2 separate regions of the Homo sapiens genome follow, and region 1 is linked to region 2. A link is an interaction called in ENCODE POLR2A ChIA-PET data of the cell type or tissue named here. Cell type or tissue: Panc1. All regions are shown on one strand.

The links. Peaks named below come from ENCODE experiments on the same cell type or tissue, not always from the same donor. Only the 100,000 strongest peaks of a DNase experiment are listed, where the experiment ranks them.
Region 1: POLR2A ChIA-PET joins it to region 2 with 8 read pairs; 2 of 35 experiments call an interaction of 5 or more read pairs at or near these places.

The regions. Positions count from the first base shown.
Region 1 is chr9:112,191,262-112,195,261 of GRCh38, reverse strand. No RefSeq gene overlaps it. Among named protein-coding and RNA genes, the nearest start is that of SUSD1, 18 kb to the right of the region's middle. In Panc1, no CTCF peak of the experiment used is centred here; no DNase peak of the experiment used is centred here.
Region 2 is chr9:111,726,964-111,730,963 of GRCh38, reverse strand. SHOC1 (shortage in chiasmata 1) reads left to right here. Exons shown (of 28, transcript NM_001378211.1): 13 at 2,915-3,331. Among named protein-coding and RNA genes, the nearest start is that of SHOC1, 66 kb to the left of the region's middle. In Panc1, no CTCF peak of the experiment used is centred here; a DNase peak (open chromatin) is centred at 2,123; H3K27ac peaks cover 3,694 bases.

The sequences.
Region 1 (4,000 bases), 460 kb before region 2:
GACATTGATGGAACTGATAAAATGGCGTATGAAGTTGGTTCTCTTCTTTTTGGTAAACAGGGAACTACTTTATCTCTGAATTTCTGAAAGTGCTTTTCTAAATGTTTTCTTACGCAACTGACTCAAAGCTGTGTTACTTAAACCCTTCTTGAGGCTTTTTCTGGCAAAGAGGACAAAATGTCAGGAGGAAAGAGTTTCCCCTTGGAGTTTCACAGAGAAAATTTGGGTCCACCTCTGACACAAGGAAAACTGATAGCTTGAATTTATCCTGCAGCTGGGCTGGAGGAGGTTGGAGTTTGTTTTTCTTGGTAACCAATCTCAAAATCCTGTCTTTTAGAGAGTCATCAAGATGAGAAAATGAAAAGACTTTTTTTTTTCTGCTCCCAGTAAACTGTGAAGAAAAGACATTTTAATATCAACCTGAAGACTCTAGAAATAGATTTTTGTAATAAATGTTGAAAGGAACAACACAGTTGGTATTTGAGCCTTCGTGTTTCAGATTAAATGTCTTCAGAACTTCAACTCTGTATTCCAAACAAAACAAGCTCAATTGCACATTAGCCTTTTTTGAAAAGTTTGAAAATGTTAGTCTGGTCCCAAAGTAGGGCAACAGTTTCTAAATTTATCCAAGTGAATATTTCTTTGGCCACTTACAAACTTTATTTTATTTATTTATTTATTTAGAGACAGAATCTTACTCTGTAGCCCAAGCTGGAGTGCAGTGGAGCAGTCTCAGCTCACTGCAACCTCTGCCTCCTGGGCTCAAGCGATTCTCTTGCCTCAGCCTCCCGAGTAGCTGGGACTACAGGCACGTGTTACCACGCCTGGCTAAGTTGTTGTATTTTAGTAGAGATGGGGTTTCACCATGTTGCCTAGGGTGATCTCGAACTCCTGAGCTCAGGCTGTCTGCCTGCCTTCCCTGGTTGAGAATCACTGATCTCAAGACAGCAAATGTTTAGGGAAATAACGTTCCCTCTTTCTGCTAAGTAGACGATGGACTTAGCCTTTCTGCATCACTGGTAGTGACATCCCCAGGAAGTACAGATGATTAGAATGTGAACACAGCCTTGCAATTAGGGCTTCTCAATGCCTGGTGACCTTTTCTCTCACAGTGGGAATGTCATTGTCATGTTTCCCTTTTAATTTGTGACTAAGAATGAATGTCATCACCCACAATCTCTTTCTCTTCTGGTTACCAGCCACTATATAAATAACACAGCTACATGTAATTGAATTTCCAAAGACTTCAGACCTATTTAAAGGGAGGCTATCCTTTACTTAAGTAATAGCAGAGGTAACAGCTGGAGAGGTAACGTCTTTAGCGTGAGCAGGGCAATTCCACAAGTATCTTTAGGTTGAAAAGAATTTAAAGAGAAGTCTTGGTCTAAACTCAGTAAATCATTGGCTCATTCGTTCATTCAGCACATGCTAAAGTTCTATGTAAATGTCTGCAGTCACAAAGTCAAATGAGACAAGGTTCCTGAGCCCTGATTAGCGGGAGAAAAAGAACTAAGCAGGCAGGCGTTTACTAAGCTTTACTAAGAACTAAGGGAGGGGTTTAGAAAACACCAGGGGAGGCCCAGCACAGTGGCTCATGCCTCAAATCCCAGCATGATGGGAGGCCAAAGTGGGAGGATCACTTGAGCACAGGAGTTTGAGAGCAGCCTAGTTAATGTAGTGAGACCTCATCTCTACAAAAAATAAAAAAACGTAGGCATGGTGGCATGCACCTGTAGTCCTGGCTACTTGGAGGCTGAGGTGGGAGGATTACTTGAGCCCAGGAGGTCGAGGTTGCAGTGAACTGTGATTGCACCACTGCACTCCAGCCTGGGCACGGAGCAAGATCCTGTCTCCAGGGAAAGGAAAAAAAAAAAAAAAAGAAAACACCAGGGGAGCACAGTGGAAGGGACAGGGGCCAGAGTGCAGTCTGGACAGGGTCTTGAATGATATCCTGGTCAGAAGAGTCTAGGTGATGTTGTGGCCGCAGATAAACGTGAAAATCCACAGCTTATCACCAACAAAAGTTCATTTCTATGGGTTGGGCTATTGCCCTCCACCTTGCCGCTGCCCCATCTAAAACACACAGCCTCCAAAGTCTTCTCAGCAGGGAAGAGACCACTGGTTCTTAGATACTTGAGCTCTTAAATACCTTGTCTGAGAATTGACACATGTCACTTCTGCTCACGATCCACTAGCCAGAATTATATGGTCCCAACTTAATTGCTAGGGAGGCTGGGGAAGGTGGAGGAGCAAATAGTTATTTGGTGAGCGCTCTCTCTGAACAGACATGGAAGAGAGTGAGGGGAGGGAACAGAATATGCTAAGGAAGAGGAATAAGGGCGTGTGGGAGGTTTGGGGAGCAGCACCAAGTACCTGCTAGATAGGAGGCTAGATTGGGCCTCAGGTGGGAATTGGGGTGTGGTGAAGACTGCCAATACAATGCCAGGCTAAGGAATTAGGACTTCACCTCCTGGAACCGGGGGACCGCTAAACAAGCAGTGACGTAGCGTTCGTCCAGGTCCTTTCCAGCCCCATTCCTTTAGCAAGCCTCCGTAGACCTTCAGCAAGACTCGTTTGGAGCCGTCCCTGGCCTCCAGACGCTGGCTCTGCCTCTGAGAATTGCCATAGCAGGGTGGCTGAAAGCATCAATTTGGGACTTAGGCTGCTCAAGTTTGAATGCTAGTTCTGCCACCTGAGACTTTGGGCAAATCATTCTGCTTCTCTGTAATTTAGTTTCCTCGTCTGTAAGATCAGGATAATAGTAGGTGCTATTAAGTGGTTGTACAGATTACAGGAGTTAAAATGTGTAAGGTGCTCAGAAAAGTACCTGGCATGGAGAAAGTGCTATGTAATTTTTAGTGTTTTTCATCATTTCATCATTTTCCATCCTCCTTTCCATCAGATCCTTGTTTTCTGTACAGCCCCTGAGATAAAATCTGCAACCAATGGCAACACACACAAAAAACCCATCCTCTGTTAGTAAAATTTTAGGCCAGAATACCGGCAGCTGTGGGAAATGCTTGGAAACCTTTTTCCGTATTCCTAAAACTGTAGCATAGATAAGGACCATCTTGGCATGATGAATGGAGGTGAAATTGAAGTTGCCAGATAAAATACAGTATGCCCAGCTAAATTTGCATTTCAAATAAATAACAAATAATGTCATAGTTTAAGTATATCTGATGCAGTATTTGTTACAATATTGCATGGGACATACTGATACTAAAACATTATTCACTGTTTATCTGAAATGCAAATTTAACTGGTGATATGGTTTGGCTCTGTGTCCCCACCCAAATCTCATCTCAAAATGTAATCCCCACATGTCAAGGAAGGGAAGTGATTGGATTATTGGGGCGGTTTCTACCATGCTGTTCTTGTGGTAGTGAATTATCATGAGATCTGATGATTTTATAAATGGTAATTCTGCTTGTGCTCTCACTGGCTGTCCTGCTGCCTTGTGAAGAAGGTGCCTGCTTCCCTTTCCACCATGACCGTAAGTTTCCTGAGGCCTCCCCGGCCATGCGAAACTATGAGTCTATTAAACCTCTTTTGTTTATAGATTACCCAGTCTCAGGCAGTTCTTTTTATTTTTTTTTTGAGACAGAATCTTGCTCTGTTGCCTAGGCTGGAGTGCAATGGCGCGATCTCAGCTTACCGCAACCTCTGCCTCCCAGGATCAAATGATTCTCCCGCCTCAGCCTCCCAAGTAGCTGGGACTACAGGTGTAGTTTTTAATGTTCATGACAAGTCTTTATTTTGTTCTCTATAATTTTTCTTTATTAAAATGTTCCATAATTCACTTGTGTTTCTTTCATAACCAGATTGTGAACCAAAAAGTGTTATTGTTTTTGTTTGGTTTTGAGACAGGGTCTTGCTCTGTCTTAATACATATTTATTGATTTATTGATTTATTTTTGAGATGGAGTCTCACTCTGTTGCTCAGGCTGGTGTGCGGTGGCGCCATCTCGGCTCACTGCAACCTCCGCCTCCCAGGCTC
Region 2 (4,000 bases):
ATGTAGAAGCTGCAGCAAGTTATCCTGAAGATCTGGCCAATATTATTGATGAAGATGGCTACACTAAACAACAGATATTCAATGTAGATGAAACAGCGTTCTATTTGAAGAAAGTGTTATCTAGGACTTTTATAGCCAGTAGGAAGCAGTCAATGTCTGGCTTCAGAGCTTCAAAGGGCAGGCTGACACTCCTATTAGGGGCTAATGCAGCTGTTGACTGTTGAAGCCAAAGCTCATTTACCATTCTGAAAATCCTAAGGCCCTTAAGAATTATGATAAGTCTACACTTTCTGTGCTCTATAAATGGAACAACAAAGCCAGAATGATAGCACATCTGTTTACAGCATGGCTTACAATATTTTAAGGCCACTGTTGAGACCTACTACTCAGAAAAAAAGATTCCTTTCAAAATATTACTGCTCATTGACAGCATACCTGGTCATTCAAGAGCTCTGATGGAGATATACAAGAAGATTAATGTTGTTTTCATGTCTGCTAACACAACATCCATTCTGCAGCCCATGGATCAAGGAGTCATTTCTACTTTCTAGTGTTATTATTTAAGAAATACATTTCATAAGGCCAGAGCTGCCATAGATAGTGATTCCTCTGATGGATCTAGTCAAAGTCAATTGAAATACTTTTGAGAAAGGATTCACCATTCTAGATGCCATTAAGAACATTCCTTATTCTTGGGAGGAGGCCAAAATATCAACATTAGCAAGATAGAAAAAAGTTGATTTGAACCTTCATGGATGATTTTGAAGGGTTCAAGACTTTAGTGGTGCAAGTATGTAACTACAGATGTGGTAGAAATAGCAAGAAAACTAGAATTAGAAGTGGAGCCTGAAGGTGTGGTTGAATTGCTGCAATCTCATGCCAAAACTTGAACAAATGAGGAGTTGTTTCTTATGGATGGGCAAAGAAAATGGTTTCTTGAGATAGAATCTGTCCCTGGTGAAGATTCTGTGAACATTGTTGTAATGACAACAAAGGATTTGGAATATTCCATAAACATAGTTGATAAAGTAGTGGCAGGGTTGGAGAGGATTGACTCCAATTTTTTTTTTTTTTTGAGACCAAGTCTCACTCTCACCAGGCTGAAGTGCAGTAGCATGATCTTGGCTCACTGTACCCTCCGCCTCTCAGGTTCAAGCGATTCTCCTGCCTCAGCCTCCTGAGTAGCTGGGACTACAGGCATGCGCCACCATGCCCAGCTAATTTTTGTATTTTTAGTAGAGATGGGTTTCACCATGTTGGCCAGGATGGTCTCGATCTCTTGACCTCATGATCCGCCTGCCTCGGCCTTCCCAAAGTGCTGGGATTATAGGCATGAGCCACGCTCCTGACCTTGACTCCAATTTTGAAAGAAGTTCTACTCTGGGTAAATGCTGTCAAACAGCACATGCTACAGAAAAATCTTTCGTGAAAAGAAAAGTCAGTCAGTGTGGCAAACTTCATTGTTGTCTTAGTTTAAGAAATTTCCACAGCCACACCAACCTTTAGCAACCACCACTCTGACAGTCAGCAGCTGTCAACATTGAGACAAGACCCCCTAGCCGGGCACAGTGGCTTTCACCTGTAATTCCAGCACTTGGGAGGCCAATGTGGGAGGATTACTTGAGCCCAAGAGTTCAAGATCAGCCTGGGCAACATAGCAAAACTTTGTCTCTCCTAAAAATAAAAATAAAAATAAAAGCCTGGCATGGTGGTACGCACCTGTAGTCTCAGCTGGTGGGAGGACTGCTTGGGCCCAGGAGTTGGAGGTTGCAGTGAGCTATGATTGTGGCACTGCATTCCAGCCTGGGCTACAGAGGAGGACCATGTCTCAAAAAGAAAAAAAAAGAAAAAAGAACCCCCCACCTTTGCAAAAAGTTTATGACTTAGTAAAGGCTCAGATGATCATTAGCATTTTTTGGCAATAAAGTATTTTAAAATTAAAGTATGTACTTGTTTGTTTAGACATAATGCTATTGTACACAATACACTGCAGTATAGCATAAACATAACTTTTACATTTGTACTGGGAAATCAAAACATTTGTGTGACTCACCTTAACATATTTACTTTATTGTGATGGTCGAGAACTGAACCCACAATATCTCTGAGGTATTCCTGTAACAGCTTTATCAAGATACATTTCACATACCATACAATTGACTCATTTAAAGTAAACCATTCCATGGTTTTTAATATAAGCCCAGAGTTGTGCAATCATCACCACAAACCATTTTAGAAAACTTGTACCATCCCCAAAAGAAATCCTGTACCCATTAGTGGTCACTCCCCATTTTACTCAGCTCTGGAACCACTGTTCTTTCTCTATAGATTTGCCTTTTCTGGACATTTTATATAAATGGAATCATACAATATGTGGCCTTTTGTGACACTTCTTTCACTTAGCATGTTTTCAAGATTCGTCTATTTTGTAGAATATGCATATCTTATGTGAACTATTGTTCAAGTCTTTTGCCAAATTTTTAATTGGGTTCCTTTTCAAATATAGAGTTATAAGGAGTTCTTTATATATTTTGGATACAGTCCTTTGTCAGTTATATGTATTGCAAGTATTTTTTTCCATTGTGGCTTTCCTGGTAGGTAAGTGTTTGACCCATGGAGTAACTGTTACCTGCAAGGGTATGATTCATAAGCCTATGAGCAAAAGGGCTTTACTGGAATGTCTTCTTTGCTTGGTAAACTAGCTCCTATAGTAAGAAGAAGGGTGCTAAATTTTGATCCTTTTTAAAAATTTATTTTATTCAGACCAAAAATTGATTTTCAAAGCAGTAAACAAAGTGCTCATAAAGATCAAATTACATTAATAAGAAACCACAACTAAAAGTTATTCAAATACCTAATAGAACACTCGTTTAGGTGTGGAAGTTACTTGTGTGTTGTTATTTTCTGTTTTCAGCATGTCTAGAACATAAAAGTCATTCTTCACCTATTGCACTTATTGATGAAAAATCTACAAATGCTCATTTATCACTTCCACAAAAGAGTCCATCTCTGGCAAAAGAAGTACCAGATCTATGTTTTTCTGATGACTATTTCTCTGATAAAGGAGCAGCAAAAGAAGAAAAACCAAAGAATGACCAAGAACCAGTAAACAGAATAATCCAAAAGAAAGAAAATAACGATCACTTTGAACTTGACTGCACAGGACCATCTATTAAATCACCTTCCTCTTCAATAATTAAAAAAGCATCTTTTGAACATGGCAAAAAACAAGAGAATGATTTGGACCTTTTGAGCGACTTTATTATGCTGCGAAATAAATATAAGACTTGCACCTCAAAGACTGAAGTCACAAACAGTGATGAAAAACATGGTAAGTAATTTAATAATATTTTGCCGTAGATATGGTAGGCTCAAGGACTAAGTACATAATTTATTATAGAAGGCAAGGAGATAAAGTTCTTCTAGATAAAATTATGTTATTTTTTGTAGTCAAGGAAAATGTCATTGATTCTTGATAACTTCTTGTTTACAGATAGATATGGATATATAGGCATGATTTAGATACAGATACATATGTTTCAAAAAGTCTAAAAATGCATTTGAATTTATAACAAAAGCCACTATTTGTAAAACTTGCTTTCTACAACATGGCCTTACAAATTCATAGTATCTCTAACTTTTGTTGGTCAATTCTGCATTCTTTTTTCTCTTTTAGCTGTCAGTCCTGTCTCAGTATTTTAAATTATATTTTTATGTGTACTTGAAAGAAAACTTTCTGTCTACTTAATTGTTTCTTTCTAACATTACCTAACAGTTTCTGTTTGAGTTGTAACTGTCTTATATTCACTGCTTACAGCCACATCAAAGGTAATATAATGTGTCATATCATTTTACTTCTCATAAAAATAAAATAGGCATTCCAGAATAAGTTTGACATAGGTTACCCTGATGAAATAAATACAACAATATTTTTTTTTATTGGCTGCTATTGTTTATTCCTAAAATCCAGTACACATTGATGCAACCTAATGACTAGGGA